2 separate regions of the Mus musculus genome follow, and region 1 is linked to region 2. A link is a loop called in an ENCODE intact Hi-C map of the cell type or tissue named here. Cell type or tissue: heart. All regions are shown on one strand. Links, peaks and the distances in the headings refer to the core of each region. The heading gives the core; the rest is flanking DNA. Region 1 holds the start of Oxsm (3-oxoacyl-ACP synthase, mitochondrial). Region 2 overlaps Top2b (topoisomerase (DNA) II beta).

What was found. A loop is a pair of places that touch in the nucleus more often than their neighbours do. Peaks named below come from ENCODE experiments on the same cell type or tissue, not always from the same donor. Only the 100,000 strongest peaks of a DNase experiment are listed, where the experiment ranks them.
Region 1: it touches region 2 in a loop (3-fold over the local background); 8 of 42 quality-filtered maps call a loop at or near these places.

The regions. Positions count from the first base shown.
Region 1 is chr14:16,237,689-16,247,701 of GRCm38, forward strand. Oxsm (3-oxoacyl-ACP synthase, mitochondrial) reads right to left here and starts at 5,643. Exons shown (of 3, transcript NM_001359883.1): 1 at 5,602-5,643; 2 at 4,103-5,110; 3 at 964-3,382. The coding sequence starts at 5,079. The coding sequence ends at 2,980. In heart, for the core only: a CTCF peak has its summit at 5,324; a DNase peak (open chromatin) is centred at 5,653; H3K4me3 peaks cover 1,658 bases; H3K27ac peaks cover 2,203 bases.
Region 2 is chr14:16,376,385-16,386,397 of GRCm38, forward strand. Top2b (topoisomerase (DNA) II beta) reads left to right here. Exons shown (of 36, transcript NM_009409.2): 2 at 6,678-6,833; 3 at 8,073-8,163; 4 at 9,707-9,770. Among named protein-coding and RNA genes, the nearest start is that of Top2b, 16 kb to the left of the region's middle. In heart, for the core only: a CTCF peak has its summit at 4,011; no DNase peak of the experiment used is centred there.

The DNA of each region.
Region 1 (10,013 bases), core at 1,031-9,030, 140 kb before region 2:
ATATATACATACATGGCCTGGCTTTTGGTTAGTAGTCTAGGAAGCATGGACTGGAACAAGAGAGAAATATTTCAATTAGGGGCATATGAGTGGACTTGTAAGAACCATATTAAGAGTGAAGCCTTATGGGCCACATGTATACTCACTCCCCAGAAGCACCTGCATAGCACAGATGCAAATGGCTGCCAATTTACATTAACAAGTCTTAGTCACTAGCTATTCCAAAGCACACACAAGATGCATCTGGCTAACAAAAGTGGCAGAAATGGATCTAACAATATCCACGGGTTACTTGCATAGCTTGTGGAAGTCCCTCAAGTCTGCATTCTAGTGTCTTATGACACATACACAAGGCAGAACCTCAGAACTGTCACACAGGTTCAGTATCTGTGACCAACGAACACTTAAAAAGAACTGAATAGGCAGGGTCTCAAACTGAAGTGTTTGTAACCACATGCTCAAATTACAGGCAGGCAACGGTTGCCTGGTATGTACATGGATACTGGGAATCTAAACTCTGGCCCCCACACTTATGTGTGAAACAGATGACTAACACCAATGGCTCACATTGCTCAGGAATAAAATCTTGGGTTTTGCCACCTGGGAGACCACCAAGACCTACCAAGATGATGGTCGAGGTGACTGACATTACCATCTAGGGTTGTTGTTGTTTTTTTTTTTAATTTTTTTTTTTAAATTTTTCGAGGCAGGGTTTCTCTGTGTAGCCCTGGCTGTCCTGGAACTCACTTTGTAGACCAGGCTGGCCTCGAACTCAGAAATCTGCCTGCCTCTGCCTCCCAAGTGCTGGGATTAAAGGCGTGCACCACCACACCTGGCCATCTAGGGGTTTTGATTGGTTTCATTTTCTCTGCCAGTTAAAGAATCAAAAGGAAAACTGCTGTGCATGATGTATAGCAGAAGGGAGAATCTCAAACACAGCTGGCAGAATCAGCTGATGAAGACTTTTTTTGTTGTTTATCTTACAACATTTTTATTTTCATTTATATTATTGTACCAAAAATAAAAATTTCATTCACCAACCATGAATTACACATTAAAAACAATTTCTTCCTTTTAAAGTACATTTTTGAGTTCATACAATATTGTTACATTCAAATAGTGAATTTTAAAATTAATAATTTTTCTTTCCCAGCTTTGTTTCCCCTTAACTGTGTGACCACAGCTTGAAAAGAATCACACTGTCTAGATTTCATTCCCATTCTGATATAGTCTACTTAGTGCTTTTCAATCATTTTACAGGCAACAGTTTTGAAAGGAGATATAATTGTTGACAATGTTTAAATGACATTTACCGTAGGGAGAGGCTCACCATTGTATGTGCTGATTGCATTATTAGCTAGTGCTCTTCCCAAGGATGCATGTACAGTATACACAACAATCCTCTCATTGTTTTTGCCTTTTTTTTAGCTCTTTTTTTAATTAGGTATTTTCTTCATTTACATTTCCAATGCTATCCCAAAAGTCCCCCATACCCTCCTCCCCCACTCCCCTACCCACCCACTCCCACTTCTTGGCCTTAGCATTCCCCCATACTGAGGCATATAAAGTTTGCACGACCAAGGGGCCTTTCTTTCCCAATGATGGCTGACTAGGCCATCTTCTGCTCCTCAGGGAAAACACTCATACACATTATTTTTTTAAAAAAACTAAAACAAGAACAAAAAGTTTTAAGTAAAATGTGAGACTGCTCCCCATTCTGCAGAAAGGCACATAGGCATATAGCCATTTATCTCCTTTTTTACTATCTCCCTTTCTCTCACACTGTGTGTGTGTGTGTGTGTGTGTGTGTGTGTGTGTGTGTGTGTGCCACTAAGAAAGCAGAGGCCAAAAGGCAGTTTGTCATGGAATTGGAATAAAAATCATTAAACAGTACAAGGACAGAAAGCCATTAAAGGTGTTACTGAGCCCAGGAAATGTAGGCACTTGACTGAAGCTCCATATCATTGTGGACCTGCATAGACATGAAAACACTTACTCAGAAGAGATAAAAGCCCTGCCTACCAAATGCTTTCCTGGATGGCTGTCACCTCTGAAGAACTTGCTACCCTAGTAGTAGGAAGCTTGGAGAACATTGTCACAGTCACAAAGTTAGAAGTTAGAGAGGAGCTGGCCTAACTTAACAAGAGTTTTTTCCAAAGATCTTTATGTCCATTCACCACATCACAAACATATCTAGAATGAGAAAAGCCAAACCAGCCAGGCTATGCTGGTGTACACCTTTAATTGCAGCACTTAGGAGGCAGAGGCAGGCAAATCCCTATAGAGATCAAGGTCAGCCAGGGTCTATAGAGTGAGTTCCAAGACAGCTAGGGTTACCTGAGTAACCATGTCTCAAAGAAGGCGAAAAAAAGATGACGAAGAAAGGAAGGAAAGAAAGGAAGGAAGGAAGGGAGGGAGGTCGGTCAAGAACAGGCAAGAAAAAGGAAATCCTGTTTTACTTCCTCCTTCAGAGAACTGAAATCTTGGGAGCTTGGGGAAATTCCACCAAGGACACTACATGGGTCAGGGGTGAATCACTGGCTGACAGCTGTCCTAAAGGGATGCTGAGTGGTGATACAAATAGGAGTACTTGTATTGTAGTCCTGTTTATATGCTGTACAACAGTGGTGACCCTAGAGTTAGTTACACCATGGAGCAGCACAGCCTTGCTCAGAGAAGCTGGTCTCTAAATAAATATCTGAAAAGGACCATGATGGATGAAATCGTGCACTAGAAAAACATAAATCAATGGTTCTGTGTGCAGGTTATTCTGTCCTCCATAGACATTTCTGGTTGTCACTAGTTGCCACTGAAATCTCAATGGAGACACCAAGATGCTATAAAATAACAAGTACTGGGCACCCTGTTCCCTACCAAAGAACTATACAAATACCAATTGTGCTAAAGTCATTGGATATTGATATAAGACATATCTACATATATAATATTTATAAATTTATGACCATTAAAAGCCAGTGTTTACATGCCAGCAATACAAAGAGTTGCATTAGTACCACCAAACCCAAAGGAATTGGTGAGTCCAATACACCGACCCTCAGCTTTCCATTCCTGTGACTCCAGTGGAACATAATTGAGATCAAATTCAGGCTCTGTACAATCCAGGTTTAAAGTTGGTGGGAGTTTCTGGTGGTAACAAGCCAGTGCAGTAAAAGTTGCCTCAACTGCCCCTGCAGCACCCAGAAGATGCCCAGTGGCTCCCTTTGTGGAGGATATGGCAAGGGCACAAGCATGGTCCCTAAAGAGCCTCTTGATGGCTCTGTTCTCAGCGGCATCACCCAGTGGTGTGGAAGTGGCATGTGCGTTGACATAGGATATCTGCTCAGGTGATACGCCTGCATCTTTTACAGCAGCAGCCATGCATCTGGTAAGAGAAGAAAATTATCAAATAAAGTTTAATAACAGGAGATTGTTCATCTGAGTAGCTTGTATAAGATCAGTGTCACAGCAAAGACCCTATGATCCACAAAGCTAAAAGTAGCTAGTTTTTGTCCCTTTATAGGAAAGCCTGCTAAACTTCTGGCTGATTTAATTGGATAAAACATAATACAGTTTAAGCTTAGATGGCATCATATAATCAAGGACTTTTTTTCAAAGTGTGGTCTTTAGACTGGAGCTAGTTAGAAATGTAGAGTCTTAAGCATCAATCTAGATCCGCAGTCAGAACTGGCATGTTAACAAGACTCCTGGGTGATTCAGGGCTAAGAAATGCTGCTTTGAAAAGATTTGAAAAGAACAGAATATACCTAGACACATCTATCTCTATTCTCCAGGTCTGATAAGTGTTCAGAGGGAGGCTGAGGAAGGGAGCACACTCATGATTTCCAAACAGAAGGTGGGGTATAAGAAGCTAGCAAAGACACAACTCTATTGGCTCTAACTAAAGTCCATTCAATTTTTGTTTAAATATTTTCAAATGTTTTCAATCATTTCAAGCAAAGAATTTTTAAAAAGCCTTTGATCTAAGAGAATATATACTATACACCAAGACCAGGTAATGTTTTTTTAATTTGAAGTTCCAATAGTGCCTTAATATAGTATCTTAAGAGGAAAATATATTTTGAACAGAACAACCGTTCTTTACCTTAAAGCACCTTCTCCTTCGGGATCGGGGGCAGTTATGTGACCGGCATCACCCGAGAGTCCATAACCCAAAATTTCTGCGTAGATCCGAGCTCCTCTCTGAACAGCATGCTCATGTTCTTCCAGCACCAGCACAGCAGCTCCCTCACCCATGACAAAACCATCTCTCTCTGGATGAAACGGCCGGCAGGCTAGCTTAGGATCTGGGTTTGAGCTCAGAGCCCGGGCTCTGGAAAACCCAGCGAGAGATAATGGACTAATGCAAGAGTCTGTGCCCCCAGCCACCATCACATCTGCGTCACCATGGGCTATGAATCTAAAGGAGTCTCCCACAGCATGTGCACCTGTGGTGCAGGCTGTGGACACTGAGTGATTGGGGCCCTTGAGTTTGTAGCGAATGCTAACCTGGCCTGCAGCCATATTGATCAGAATCTTAGGGACAAAGAATGGGCTGACTTTATTATAACCTTTGGTCTGAAACAGCAAAGCAGTTTCAGAAATAACTTCAAGAGGAACCATGCCCATGCCAATGGCAACGCCAGTAGCCACCTGATCTGCTTCTCGTTTCGGATGCCAGCCGGAGTCTTTCAGGGCCAACTCTGCTGCCCCAACAGCCATGATGGTGGAAGAAGACATGGACTTGGCATCTGATTTGGACACAAAGTTTTCTTCATTAAACTGACCTTCATGTGGACCTCTTGGTACATAAGCAGCTACACTGCAAGGGATATTCTTGTACTCATCACCAACCACAGAAACAATTCCACTTTCTCCTCGGAGAAGCCGATCCCAAACTAGTTGAGTCCCAACGCCAAGTGGTGTCACTAGGCCAATGCCTGTGATGACAACTCGTCTGCGCAACATGGCTGCTGGCACAGTTCCATAAAATCTGTGTTTGCTTATTAACCAAGAATATGACGCTGGATATGGATGGGAGATTGTGGCTTTTAGAAAATGTTGCAAGCATTTTGACAACATGGTTGAAATTCAGAAGATCAGAAACACATTCCTGGAATAGACCACAAGAGACAGCAAGCATCATTTAAACGACAGTAGAATCTTACACACACCCTAGGTGTGACTGTGGTCACAGAGAAATGCAACCCTCGCTTGGACTTAACTTTTATTTGTAATCTATGAGGTCCTTCAGACTGTCAACTGATAGCTAGCTCACTGGGTTTTACAACGCCAACCCACCCTACAGGGGGCATCCTTCTTCAGGCTCACCGAAGATTACTGTACAGTGTGGACTGAGTCCATGTGGCATTTCTAAGATTAATGCACAGGAGGCCGCCTCAGGCCCATTCTGCCTTGTGCACTTTATCTACTTCCGTGTAGGGCAGATAACCTTTCAGGCGGTCCCGCCACAGCCCAGCACCGCCGTATTAGGAAGGCCGGGTGTAACTTCCCGAGCTCAGCGTTAGGAGCTCTCAGGGATTCACAGCCACGCGACGCCCTCCACCCCTACCCTGAAACCCGGGTGCACACTGCAGTCACTACCTGAAACAAGCCTTTGCGGGCGCCCACCGAGTGCGCATGCGCACTCATCCGCAGCGCAGCGTTTCCGCCCGGTGCCTGATGTCAGAGGTCAGACGCTCCGGCCAGAGCTTCCTCCGGGTTCCGGGTTGTGAGTGCCCCGCTCTAGCCTCAGAGCCTGTTTTGATCGCTTGGGAAACCTCACCTAGTCAACAGCGATAATGCCTAGATATTCCTGTGCTGCCAGAGAAGGGCGGCTGTCATTTCCCCAGGACATTCCGGGGAGGACCTATAGCTGTAGCCTCCCTGGTAGCTCTGTAGAAAATATTCATAGAACTCTTCAGAATGTCACCAAGAAACCGAGGTCGTTTGGGGAAACATCTAAATGCCACGTAGACAATAAAATAATACTATGGCTGAATACTTAGAAATGTGCAAAGACGTTGAGAATTTGTTAGGAGACGTTAGTTACAAAACTTTTAAAGGTTTGCAAAGAGATCAGATAATGGTACCGCTCAATTTCAGCACCTGGGCGGCAGAGGATCAGGAGCTCTGTCCTCAGCTGTGGAGAGAGTGCAAAGGGAGCCTGGGCTACCAACCTGAAGACTTTGTCTTTAAAATATAACAAAACCTAACGTCTGTAGTGATCTGCAGTGCTTATGGTGTCCCCTCTACCTCCATTTTTCCTTACCTTTATTTACTTTAGCAAATGATGTAAACAGCTACTTCTGTAACAATAAAAAGGGCTGACTCATGACAGGAAGTGACCAGAAGATTGCCCAATATCTGAAGTGGAAATTCCTGAGCTTACGAAAGTTTTACTTGCTCAGAGATAAATCTGTAATGGATAAGTAGGATAAGTAGCAACACAGCCAGGGGATGTCTATTAACTGTTCAAGTCTGTCCCACGTGTGAGCTTTGCTTTTTCTTCAGATAAAGGATAGACTATGCTATCTTGTAGTCATGATTATATATTTTCTTGTGGGCAATAACCTCTTCAGGCCATCGTTGCCACGTATGCTTGCTTTCCAAATGTAGAAAAGAATCTGAGGTAAGTTTAGCTATTTCCTCATTACTCCTGGATATGATTTATTGTCTACTCTGTCTAAAATGTTTAAGAAAATTCAACTTGTTCCTGATCCAGTAGCTCACCATTTGCTTAGTATGATCTCCCTGCAGTGAAAATTGTGCTGTTTCCTCCAGTACCTTTTGGCAATTTGTTTTACATACAAATTTCTGATCTCAAAAGGCATTGGGGTATGTGGACTGTGGAAGGTTAGCTGAAAGGGGAACTCTGTCTATGCAGCCATGGAGAAGTCATGTCATCATCCATGCTGCAGTGAAACTTTCTGGCCGTGCAGATGCCCTAGGCACTTACTCCTGTAAGGAACCCTTCACCCATGCTCTGAAGTAAGCTGAATAAACTTAGAGTGCCCTAAGTCGGACCTGGGGATTTTGCTTTGATTTATTGTTGTTGCTTTATAAAGAGGCTGGGTATTTGTTTACATCTTCCCAGGGAAAGAATTGTTCTCAAAACAATGCACCCACATAAAACGTGATATAACAAGACCATAATGTATATTTATATTTCTCTCTGTGATCATTTTACTTCCATCTGGAAAGGGTTAAGAAGTTTTTAAAATCATAATAACAGCTATATGTGAATTATTACCGTATTGTTTGCTAAAATATCATGGTGTATTCATGAATACAAATCTTCAACTTGGTTTTGCTTATCATTGCCTCCTCTTATTATTTCTCTGGTTCAAAGCTTTATTTCCAAATACAGTTCTCAATTAAATAAACTTTCTATCCAAACAATTAAACTTCTGTTTGTAATATTATTTTAGCACAAAGGAGACCAAGGTCAGTGCTATCTCATTAAGTCATGAAATGCTTCAAAGAAGTGGACCTAGACTTCAATCTGTAAACTGGGTGAATACATGTGTAGTAACTGAGGGGAAGGCAAGCATTTCAACAGACAGTAGTACAATACGGACAAAACACCAGGACTTTGGGGCCAGTGCCAAATTTGAGAAGCTGGACTTAGTAGATAAAGTTATCTTCCACTAAGCTTTATAGCTTGATAACCTGAATTCCATCTCTCTCTCTCTCTCTCTCTCTCTCTCTCTCTCTCTTTCTCTCTCTCTCTCTCTGTGTGTGTGTGTGTGTGTGTGTGTGTGTGTGTGTGTATTTTGGTTTGGGTTTTTTTTTTTTGTCATTGTTGTTATTGTTGTTGTTCTTTGCTCTGGTTTTTTCTTTTTCCAAGACAGGTTTTACTGTGTAGCCCTGGCTGTCCTGGAACTCACTCTGTAGACCAGGCTGGCCTCAGTGTCACAGAGATCCATCTGCCCCTGCCTCCAAGGGTCGGGATTAAAGGTGTGCATCATCACGGCTCAGCCATTGAGGCTTGCAACCATTTCCAGAACTCTTAACAGTGGAAGGAAAAAAACCAACTCCCAGAAATTGTCCTTTGATCTCCAAATGCCATGGCAAGGGCATGTGTATGCACTTGCTACACACACACACACACACACACACACACACACAAATAAAAATGAGGTGTGGGAGAAATGGCTCAGAGGCAAAGGGATATTTCCAGAAGGTTATGGCGACAGCATATCAGCAGACAGCAAGCATGGTGGCTATAGGAAGAAATGGAAAGTTCACATCCTTTACCACAAGCATGAAGCCAAGAGAGCAAACAAAGGTGTTTTCTCTACTACTTTCAGTGACATACTTCTTCCAGCAAGATGTGCCACCTAACTATTCCCAAACTGAACTACTGACTGGAAACCATGAGTTCAAATACTAGAGCCTGTAGGAAATATTTCCATTCAAACCACCACACTCTACTCCCCGGTCTTCATAGATGCCCTGGAGTCTTTCACAGTCTTAATACTGTTTAAAAGCCCAAAGTCTCTTCTAAGATGCAAAGCATCACAGAATTCAACCTTCAGTAAAATAAAAAGGCAAATCACATATTTCCAATATATGGCACAGATTGCCATCCCAAAAGGTCCAAGTGGGGAATAAGAACATAATGGACCAAACTATGACTAGAATCCAGCAGGACAAAACACCAAATCCTGTAGCTTCGTGTCTTCTGTTAAGGGCTCCACACCTCCAGCTTTCCTGCCAGTAGCCTGCATCTCTCTCTTAGGCTGGTCCTTCTCTATTGACCTCCTTGGCAGCTTTCTCATAGCGTTGATATCTCCAACATCTTGTGGTCTCCACTGGAACCCAAGCTTCCCTTTCACAGCTCTACAAAATGGCCTATCATGACTCTTATTCTCTCAGTATCTTCATGCAGAGAATTCCATACCACATGTTGCCTGGCCTCAGAGGCTCTCAGAAGCCACAGAGGTAGGATCTGTGACACTTCATTCTTGTATCCTTCAAGTCTAAACCTGGCACTGTGGCTGCCAGCCAGGGATGGGGTCACTTGAATCACATTAGCAGCAATACTTTTTCATTCAGTAACTTTCTGGGATCAGAAAAGACTTTAGGCTATTGTACAAGCTGGAAGTTTTGCTGAGTGAGGTCTTGGCTAGAGAGTACCCTTTACCTTTGTTCCAGTACAAGGCAAACTTCTCAACTATGTGAAACATCTTCTCTCTAGCACATGCCTTGGCTGTAGTGTTAAGCTCCCTAGATCTCCTTTTCTCTACAAACAGTACAATTTATCTTGTTTTCTAGCCCAAGTCTTCCCAAAGCCTTCTATAAATATTCCCCTAGCCCCACAAAATAAAACCACATGGTCAAGTTCATCCCAGCAATATCCCACTCTCTTAGTACTCGTTTCTGTCAGTCAGGAGTTTGCATGTTGGTACTCCTTTTCCCTGAACTGGGAGTAATCCAGGGAAATGAGCCCCTACCAATCCCAGTTGTAGATATGATAGCTGCCCAACATAAGAGGGCAGTTCAGGTCATGCCACTCTTGGTCGCTTTAGAAATAGCAGCTGGTACTAGAATTGCAGGAATAACGACTTCCATAACACAATATGATAAATTTACTTCCAAGCTCAGCACAAGTTTTCAAAAAATATCTGAAACCATGCTTACCCTAGTTTTCTATTGCTGTGATAAAACACCACAACCAAGGCAACTTATAAAACCATTTACTTTGGCTTATGGGTACAAAGGTTAGAGTGCGTGATGGCAGAACTGCATGGCAGCAGGCATGGCAGCCAGAGAAGGAAATTGAATACTCACATCCTTTACCACAAGCACAAGCAGAGGGAGTAACCTGGACATAGGGCAGGAGCATGTACTCTCAAAACCTAACTGCCTCCCATAATGCACTTTTCCTAACAAGGCTGCAGCAGCTGGCCTGCCTGTATCCTTTATATACTGGGATTACAAGGATCAGTCAACACTCACAGCAAATAGCTGGGAATACAGCATTTGAAGTTGGGCCACAAACATAATTATTA
Region 2 (10,013 bases), core at 830-8,829:
ATGTACCCACCCTATGTCCTAGCCATTTGAAACCCACATGTGACCTCTTGGTCTGAATCTACTTAGTGCCTAGTTTTCTTGGGGTCTCCATTTCAAATGAAGCATTATTCTCATAGTTTGAAGGCTCTCTTATAGGTGACCTTCTGTCAGGCTTTGCTGTTTTATAGGCGTTTCTCAAATTCTTGATGGGATATTCTATGATTCTGTAGCCCCTACATTCTGAATATTTGTAAAAACAGAATCATAGTTTTAGATGTAGCTTGGCCATTTTGGACCACAGCTGTAGTGGCCTTTGAGTTCCTAGACAGCTAAGCCTGCGAAACACTTTCTAGAGGGCCCAAGTAAGCACAGCATGCTGGAGCCTGTGATGGGTGGAGTTTTTTGTTTGTTTGTTTTTGTTTTTGTTTTTTTGTTTTGTTTTGTTTTTTGAGACAGGGTTTCTCTGTATAGCCCTGGCTGTCCTGGGACTCACTTTGTAGATGAGGCTGGCCTCGAACTCAGAAATCCGCCTGTCTCTGCCTCCCAAGTGCTGGGACTAAAGGCATGCACCACCGCCCAGCTGATGGGTAGAGTTTTGCCAACAATTGTTATCGTCCTGGTGTGTAAATTGCTTAGTTTCATTTAACACTTCTAATCTCTCTTCTTAACTCTTATGAGCTCTTGGTTTTGCTAATGCTCCTTTTCTGGACAAATCACATTTTTTTCCTCCTTTGAAAGGCTGGCTAATATTAATTTGCTAGCAACAACCATGCCACATCCCAAATATTTCTGCCTTTTTGAAAATTGCTCTGCTAAATTATTAGTCCATTAAATTAAGCCTCCTTCAGATTTTCAGAATGTAGCGTGTAATTATTAAAAAAATAAATTCCATGCTAATGCCGTCTTCACAGTCTCCCCTCCCCAATTGGGAGCTGCAAGCCGAGGTTTTCCCAGGCTTCTGAGGCTAGCCTACCTCTGAACCCCTTGAATTTCCCATTTCCAAGTCATCTATCCCCTGTGGCTAGCTGTCACAAATCCCAGTAATCCAGTAAATGAAAACCCTAGAGGCTTGTAATTTATCATTCTGATTTATAACAGTAACTCTTAAAACCCCAAAATACCCACATAAAGAACTCAAAACTCAATTGATATAAATACATGCTACACACTTAGTAGATGGGGCAAATGTACCCTATGTCACTCAGTTGTCCTGCTATGGTATCCATTACTATCTGTGGCTCTTTAGGCCACTTAGATCTGGTTCATCTTCTTTAGGTTCCATCTTGTCTCCATCTTCCTCCTCTCTGTCTCTCTGTCCCCTCTCTAAAACTTTCAGCTCCACCTTCCCTTCCACTGCCCAATTACAGGCTCAAGCCTTATCTGACTAATTAAGATTTCACCTGACTACACCTGAATATGGGCACTCCTGAGGGAGCATAACAAACAAGCAGCAGTCTACAACACCAGGATGCTGCAAAATATGCAGAAATTCTTTGCCAGTTGTAACAGGAATGGTTACAATTTCCAACAGAGTCCTTGTTTGCACCTGAAACTTTGGTTTCAGACTTCACTGTCTACTTTTCTATTATCATTCTGATCTTTTTGAACTTCTACTTGAAGTATCCATTAAGCTCTGCTTATAGCATTTTGGGATTTCTCTAGTTTACATAGCAAACCTCTTGCAATTTGCTCCCATAAATCAGCTCAACAAGACTAAGCCAGATTCAGGTTTAAACACAGCAGTGACTGTGCTTCTCTGGTTCCAGTTTCAGAGTGAGTTACTTTTGCATTGCTGTGACCAAAATACCTGACAGAAACGGCTTCACGGAGGAGATTTACTTTGGTTCACGGTTTTAAGAAATTTCAGTCTTTTATAGCAGGGAGGCGCACAGAGTATGTGACAGAATCATTCTCAGGGCTGAGGTTAGTACCAATAAGTGTAGCCTTTAGTGGCCTGCTTCTACTGACCTGTTTATGCAGGCTAGTACCCACCTCCTCAAGGTTCTACATCCTCCCAATATAATACTAGTAGCTTGAGAACTGTCATTTGAAACATGAGCCTGTGTGAGATAATTGCACACTTAAACCATAAAAAACATTTGTGTATTTTGTTGATTTTAAAAAACAAAAAACCACAACTCTTGCTTTCATTGACTTTAAGCATCTAAAAAAAATCTTTCCTCTGAGATGTCAAAATGACATGATTTATTGTACATATGTTACACTTGGCTGCAACTGAGGACAAACCTAGTTTAAGTTGCCTCAGGTCCAGGTAGAACGAACAGGGACCATTTTGGTTACAAATGAGGCAAGTCTCTCAGAAGTGGTCTTGGTGATTAGATGGTAATGAAGTCCTAGATAAAGTATGATAGGTAGCATACAGTCTAACTACTTGTATGAACACTTCAGTCACTGGCATTCCTCATTTCTGCTCCTACAGCCATCATGTGTACACTCTACATGACTAGTTACTTGGCCTTTGGTTGATCTTTCTCCTCTGGAATTTTAGGCAGTGTATTAATTGTATATAGTGTATATTATTTGATGACTCTTTTTTTTTTTTTTTTTTAGTAAGCATTCTCTTTTCCAATTTATTCTCATGCCAAAGGAACTTCTGTAAGGGAGGCAACAGTAAGGCTGAGGGACTTGAATCTTAATAGACTCCTGTCTATTAATTTTAGATTTAGTTCTATGCATAGTTTCTTAATGTATGCTATTGGTTCAGCATCTTCATTTTAAAAATTTAAATGTGGTACCACTTTGTCTTGATCCTGTAAGTTTTGACGTCTTTTTTTTTTTTTTTTGCTTTTATTTATCCCCATATATTTCCTAAGTTATTTTATGATTTCTTCTTTGATTCTTAAATAGTTTACAAAAAACGTTTTAGTCTGTATCTGTGCAGTAACTGATGGGAAACTAATAGAACTCCTTAGTATATGAGAATTGTTTTCTTGTATTGCTGTCAGGATTCTCTCCCTCGTGACTTTTTTTTTTATGAGATTGGGAATTGAACTCATTGCCCCCTGGATGGGCCTATGGCTTATCCATGGCGTTGGCAGTTTGATTATGTATCTTAGTACAGGTTCCTTAGGTTTGTGCTTGCTTGACTGTGAACTTCTTAAATTTGTCAATTTCTCTCCTCATATTTGGAAAGTTCTTCCTATTTTTATCTTCTCCTTTAGACATTGTGTAACATTCTGTTTGACTGATGATAGCCTGTGAGTCAAGTTCTTTTAATTTTTCTTAATTCTTTCTTTGGTGGTTCCTTTGTCATTGTCATTTCTTTCTTCATAGTTACTATTTTTTCTTGTGATTGGCCAAGTTGAGTCTTCATATATTTTAAGTTATTCTTCAGTTTTAGTAACAATGTTTGAGTCTTTTCATTTATTTTCTGTTTATCTCATTTTGTTTACTATTTTGCTGATTTTCTGGTTTTGTTGTGTATCTGGACAGTTCCCTGAGCTGCTTCTTACCTCCATCTCTCCCTTTCCTTTATCTTCTTGTTACCATTATTTTTTCCTTTTCTCTTTCTCTCCTGTCTTCTCCTGTCCCCTCCCCTCCTTTCCCTCCACTCTTCTCCCCTCCCCTCAACATCTTCTCTAAGCCTAGTCTAAACTTTATTTATAGCAGTCCTTCTGCCTTAATTTCTCAAGTTCTAGGATTACAGATGGGAGCACCCACAGCCCATGGAGATTTAAGTCTATCCCTTGGAAGGTTTTGTGTGTGTGTGTGTGTGTGTGTGTGTGTGTGTGTGTGTGTGTGCTTCCCCTTTTATTTATTTGTGTTGCTTTCTCTCAGGGTTAGCTCTTCTTAACAGTCTGGTTCTAGTCTGGGTGGTTTCTGCAGCTAGTTAGTCCATTCAGAGAGTCACGAGACTTTGCAAGCCATTTCTAGGGGTGTAGCGTCTCTGGGCTTGTTCATGGAAGAGCATTGTCTGTATCTTTATTTAGGGAACAGTCTGGGCAACTCCTCTGCCCTACTGTGTCCTCTCACACACACTGTAATAAGCCATGGTACTAGAGCTCCACCTAATGTCTATCCTTAGAACTACAGACTCTGGGTGCTGGACTAAATCATTTTGATTTCCTTTGTTCTCAGTTCAGCTACTGTTGCCAGTGCTAGATTCAAGAAAGACAGCAAACAGTCCCTGTGGTAGCACTTCTACTTTCCCTTTGAAGGGAAAACTCTGGGAAAGAAGTTGCATTTCCTCCCGTCCTGCCTTGCAGAGAGGGCTCCTGGGCGTGGATGTGGTTTTGTATTTTTCACTCAAGAGACAGGACCTCTTAAGCAGTCTCTGGATTTCTTACAAGGACGAGTGATTCATTTATTACAGTTTAGTCTGTGTTTCAGTAGGGAAGGGGGTTTGGGGTTTCCTAAACTTCAGTCTTGTTGACATTAAACTATGTGTTCTGATTTTTAAGGTTTAATTCTTTGAACTTGATAGGTTAGATTCTCACCTCTTTTTCTCTTATATCCATTTGGGAGTAGATAGAAGGTAGGGTGGTGGTGGTGGCAACCATTTGTTAAGAAGGTGCAGGAATGTGGTTAACTTGTTGAAAATGTTTTGAGATGCTGTCCATCTCCAGTTATCAGTGCAGTTTAGCAAAAACTCCTAAGGCAAATTTCAAAATCTAAATTATGTAGACACTGACTTCAGGTTGACTTAATATTGAAAATATTTTCATTTTGATGTATGTTTTAGAGTTATAAACTTGATGAGAAAGTTTTTTTTCCCTATGTGCTTGTTATAGGTTTGCAACCTTTATGCCAATAGTCACATGCATTGAGACGCCTTTCTAAGTTATTGATAGAAAATTACCTTCCTTTGAATTAATATGTCTCACATTTTAAAGTAATTAGAGAATGATTTTAGTGATTATGATCTTTGTGCTAACTATTCTGAGGACCTGTATAGGTTATTACTTCTCTCTTTGCTGTGATAAAATACCTGAGAACAAAGCTTGAAGAGGACAGAGATTAGAGTGGAGGGTCCAGTTCATTTGATTACAACAGACAATAATTACCTTGTAAACAATGGACCACCAAAATGGTAGCTGCAGCTACATGAAAATGTTCCCAGTTGGGAGATGTTAGTTAAATCCAGGACAAAATGGGGGTAACTCTGGGCAGTTCAGAGGGGAAGACAGGTGTGAGAGTGGCTCTAACTGTGGGACCAGGCCATACTGCAAGCTGATTGATCATATTACATGTGCATTCAGGAAGCATAGTGCTGGTGATGTCCTTGTTTTCTCCTAGTGTATTTACTTTACATAAGCTGCTCACAGTCAGGGTAGCTTTTTTCCATTTTTGTTAAACTGTTCTTGAAACATCCTCACAGATACATCCACAAATTTTGTCTTCTAGGTTATTCTACATTTCATTAGATTGACAATCCCATCACAGTATGCATTTTACAAATAGTTTATTGCTATAAACATCGTAAGCCGGGCGTGGTAGTGCACGCCTTTAATTCTAACACTGGGGAGGCAGAGGCAGAGGCAGGCAGATTTCTGAGTTCAAGGTCAGCCTGGTATACAAAGTGAGTTCCAGGACAGCCAGGGCTATACAGAGAAACCATGTCTCAAAAACCAAAAAAAAAAAAAAAAAAAAAACCAAAAAAACAACCCCCCCCCAAAAAAAACAAAAACCAAACAAACAAACAAACAAAAAAACCATTGTAATAGTTCATCTTTTTGGCCATTTAGTTTATCATCAAACTCTTGACAGAAATAGAGTATGGAAACCTTATGGAATTATTTTCTTTTGTACAAAGCTATTTTTAAGTGAATTAGCACTATTAATAGATAAGTATATAAATGAAAGAAAATATGACTATAGCAAAATTCAGTAAAATTAGTATTTTAAACATTATTAAGTGCCTATATATATATATATAAATAAATTCATGACCTTAAGAAATTACAGTTAATATTTGAATTCCCTAAGGTTTTTCTGTTACAAGTCCTATTTTGGTATGTTTGTTTAGATTACTCAAAAGGCATAGATTTTTATTTTGCAACATATATAGTGACATTTTAAAGATTTAATTTATGACATGATATTATGTTTATATTAAGAAACTGAAAATAGGCCATCCTAATTTCCTTTATTAATAAGATGCCATATTAGTCAGCATTCCCCAAAGCTGACTAATCTAAGAAGGAAATGCTCTGTTGCTGTGAAGAAAAGGGGGAGTCTTTAGACTTAGAAGTTTGGTTTGGTTCTCAGATGTTGTAGAAATAGTTACCATTACTTAGCTCTATATCATTGGAACTGGCAGAGGAATGAATCTATAGATGCTTTAGTATTAGGTCAACCTCAACTGAAACTGGCATGATCTACTAAGATGAGCAACCTGAGCACTTTCTAACCATGATAATCTTGGCCATATTGTATTTATTAACTACATCGACTATTTTGTGTGACCCTCAGAGCCATTCAGTTTTTATTCTGATTCTGTAACCTGACAGCAACGTGAATCCTTTGGGAAGTTTTGGGGAACACAAAACATTACCTTGATATCTTAGAGAGCTGGGACCTGCTCTACTAATTCTGATCAGTATAAGGTTGTCTAAGTGCTAGTGATAGGTAACATTAGTAAGACTGAAAGATGGATCCCAGGTCATGTCTCCATATACATTTTTGTTTGCCCCTTGGTTTAGGATATTTAAATTTAATTTAGATGATTTTTCTAACAGAACAATGCTACAAAAAAGGAAGAGTTGGAGACAGCAAACAAAAATGACTCTACTAAGAAGTTGTCTGTTGAGAGAGTGTACCAGAAGAAGACCCAACTGGAGCACATTCTCCTTCGTCCTGATACATACATTGGATCAGTGGAGCCACTGACACAGGTAATTACTTGCTAAAATTGATTGAGATTAGAGGATATGCATATCTTCTTTTTAAATATTTTAATAAAGGCATGGTTATGTAGTTTGTAAGTCTGCGACTTTATGTCTGTTTATGATCATGATTAAGAAGGACAGAGGAGCTAAGACAATGCGCGAGACTCTGGGCCTGAAACTCACAAACAAGAAAACCAAACAAACCTAACCAAGATGAACCCTGAGAGAGACCTAGGAGAACTGGAAATCTGTTCATTGCTTATGGAGATAAGGACATCAGAATATAAAAGTGTAGAATAAAATGGTGCCATAAGAATTGGTTAAAAGTTTAACATAGTGTGTGCTGTGGTTTACTTCAATAGTGATACCTTCTAGAGCTGATTTATTTATGTTTACTGTGGCTTTGGCTTACATATATTATTCTGCTTGATTTAACATTTTTGGGAAGTCCAAAGTTAGACTTTTATTGTTTTACTCTGCTATATTTTTCTATAGAATATAGATAAATTTTGAAGTGAAAGTAGAAAGTAAATAAATGTTCTTCATTATTTTAAACATTATGTAGGTATTATTTCTAGGGATCCATAGTTGTTGACAGAGAACAGAAATTTCTAGGCCTTAAGAATTTGATTTGGGGTTCCCATCTGCTGTAGAATGGTTAGAATTAGGACTCTTAACTCTTTATGAAACGAGCAGAGAAACTGAAGTTAGAGGTGTTTTGTTGGACACTGGGGATTGAGCCCAGCGCCTTATACTTGGCTCAGCACAAACTGTTACTGAGTTACAGACTTATATTACAGCTGACCTACATGTGAATAAAATACAAGCAATGCAACTTGAACAACTTTTCAATTTTAGTTATTTAAGTTTATTGTGAGACTACAGGACTTGACTTCAGGTTTACTTTGAATGCCTGTTTTAAATAGAGTAACTGACAATATGGATTTTTAGTTTTCTTTGTTTGTATTTGATTTTGTTTTGTTTTACTGGTTTTTTTTTTGTTGTTGTTGTTTTGTTTTGTTTTTGAGACTGGGTTTTACTTTGTAGTTCTGACTAGCATTGATTTGCATGTAGCCCAGATTAGCATCAAATTGTGGTAGTTGTCTTTCCTCAGCTTTCTCTGAGTGTTGAGATTATAGATGTGTATCAACGTAACTTGTTGAGTGTGTGGGTTTATGGTATATAAACTTGGAGTTAAGAATTTGTGGTGTAATAAAACTGTTTTGAATCATTCTCCTGACACAGCTAATGTGGGTGTATGATGAAGATGTAGGGATGAACTGCAGGGAGGTCACCTTTGTTCCAGGCTTATACAAGATCTTTGATGAAATTTTGGGTGAGTACTTATTTAGGATGTAATGCATGTATTTCTGTCTGTGTATTCCCCATGTACTGCAAGTCTTGCAGTATAATTTATAAAGTATTTTGCTGGTTTTTATTTTAAAATATAGGCAAATATGTAAAAAACCAATAATGTATGATATATAAAAAGTAACATTAGGATAAATAATATTAATTGATAATAAGTATGTATGTTAAATATGTTTTTCAGAAAAAATGATATGCAACTATAATGGTTTTGTATTTCTTTGCTTCTTAATGTTTTTCTGATTTTTTTCATGTGTGAAGTTAGTGTGTTGCATTCATATTCCATAGAGAGCCTGTACTCTGCCCTTATCTGGGTTTTATTAGTATCATGGTTATTTCAGAAGCATGTTACATAGGGAGAATGCAAGGCCTTATCTTGGTAGAGTGTGTGAGTTGGAGATAGGACGTGTAAATGTAGTTTTCTCACCAACTGATTAGGTGTTTCTGTTGGGTAGCTTAGTCACCTCTGGTTCCTTCCCAATCTATGATTAATATAATTGCAGTCAGTGGCTATGCCACCTGACTCAGGCAATGCTTATGCTTTATAAATGCTTTTAGCCTTGGGCTTTCTCTGCTCACCTCACTAATATAGTTTGAGGTTTCTTAGACTGATTTCGTTAATTTCTGAGCTTTCTCCTGTATAAGTCCTTCAGAAAAGTAATGGAGTAAACCCAGTTATCCTTTGCATTTATGCTGGCCTCTACTATTTAGGCCTATTACATAGTCTTAAAATCTGGAAACTGAGGGTCTTTGTAAGGTTTTGAGAAACTAATTATATAAAGAAAAGTATTTTTACAATGAGTTTAAGATTTAGAATTTTGAATCATAAGGGCATTAAAGACTTCAGTTAAAAAAAGACTTCGGTTAAAAAAAACTAGTTTAATATGTATGTATATAAAATCATTAGTTTATTAAAGGAGACTAAGACATGGTAACTGTCACTAAGATATAAAGTAAACCCTATGTTTTACTTTTAAGTAGATTTACTTTTGTTCTTTTTTGTATATTTGTAGGTCCATAAACACCCCCTGCCTTGTGTGTGTTTGCACACACACATCTTTTTGTGTGTTTGCTGTAATATAATAGTAATTTAGAATTACTGAGTAAAACTTAGTTTTATTTAGCAAACAATATTTTTATAGTTGAAGTTAACAGTGATCGACTGTTACCACTTATAGATATTGCTACTAAGTTGGAATGTACATAGAATGTGTCCATAAGTTGATATGACCCTGTATGCTTTTTTTTCTTTCAAAAATTAGTTTTTATTAATGGGTTATTTATTTATTTTCCTTTCCAATCACAGCTTTCTCTCCCTCCTCTCCTCCTAGTCCCTCCATCTCACTACCCTCCCTCCACCTGCCCTCCTCCTTTTCTTCTCAGAAAAGGGGAGGCCTCCCATGGATTTCAACCACTCTTGGCATATCAAGTTTTAGTAAGACTAGAGGGACCTGGAAGGAAAAGTGGACCCTATATGCTTTATCATTCATTGTGATATTTTCATCTTGTAGTTAATGCTGCTGACAACAAGCAGAGGGACAAGAACATGACCTGTATTAAGGTTTCTATTGATCCGTAAGTATAAGTTTAATTTCTTTTATGCTAAGTTGTTTTATTTAGGCAATTCCCAATTTGTATTATATATGCTTCTACTGCCTTGTTGTCTTCCTGCTGTGTTGGACTTGGCTATTTTCTTTCTCTTCTGTCCTTTGTGCCCATTTTCTCAGAGAGTACTTGCTTGACCATTTTTCTTGGATACTGTTGGTTTTAGTTGTTAAGAGAACTTATCCATCTTTTCTTATTTTTCTTTTTCTTACA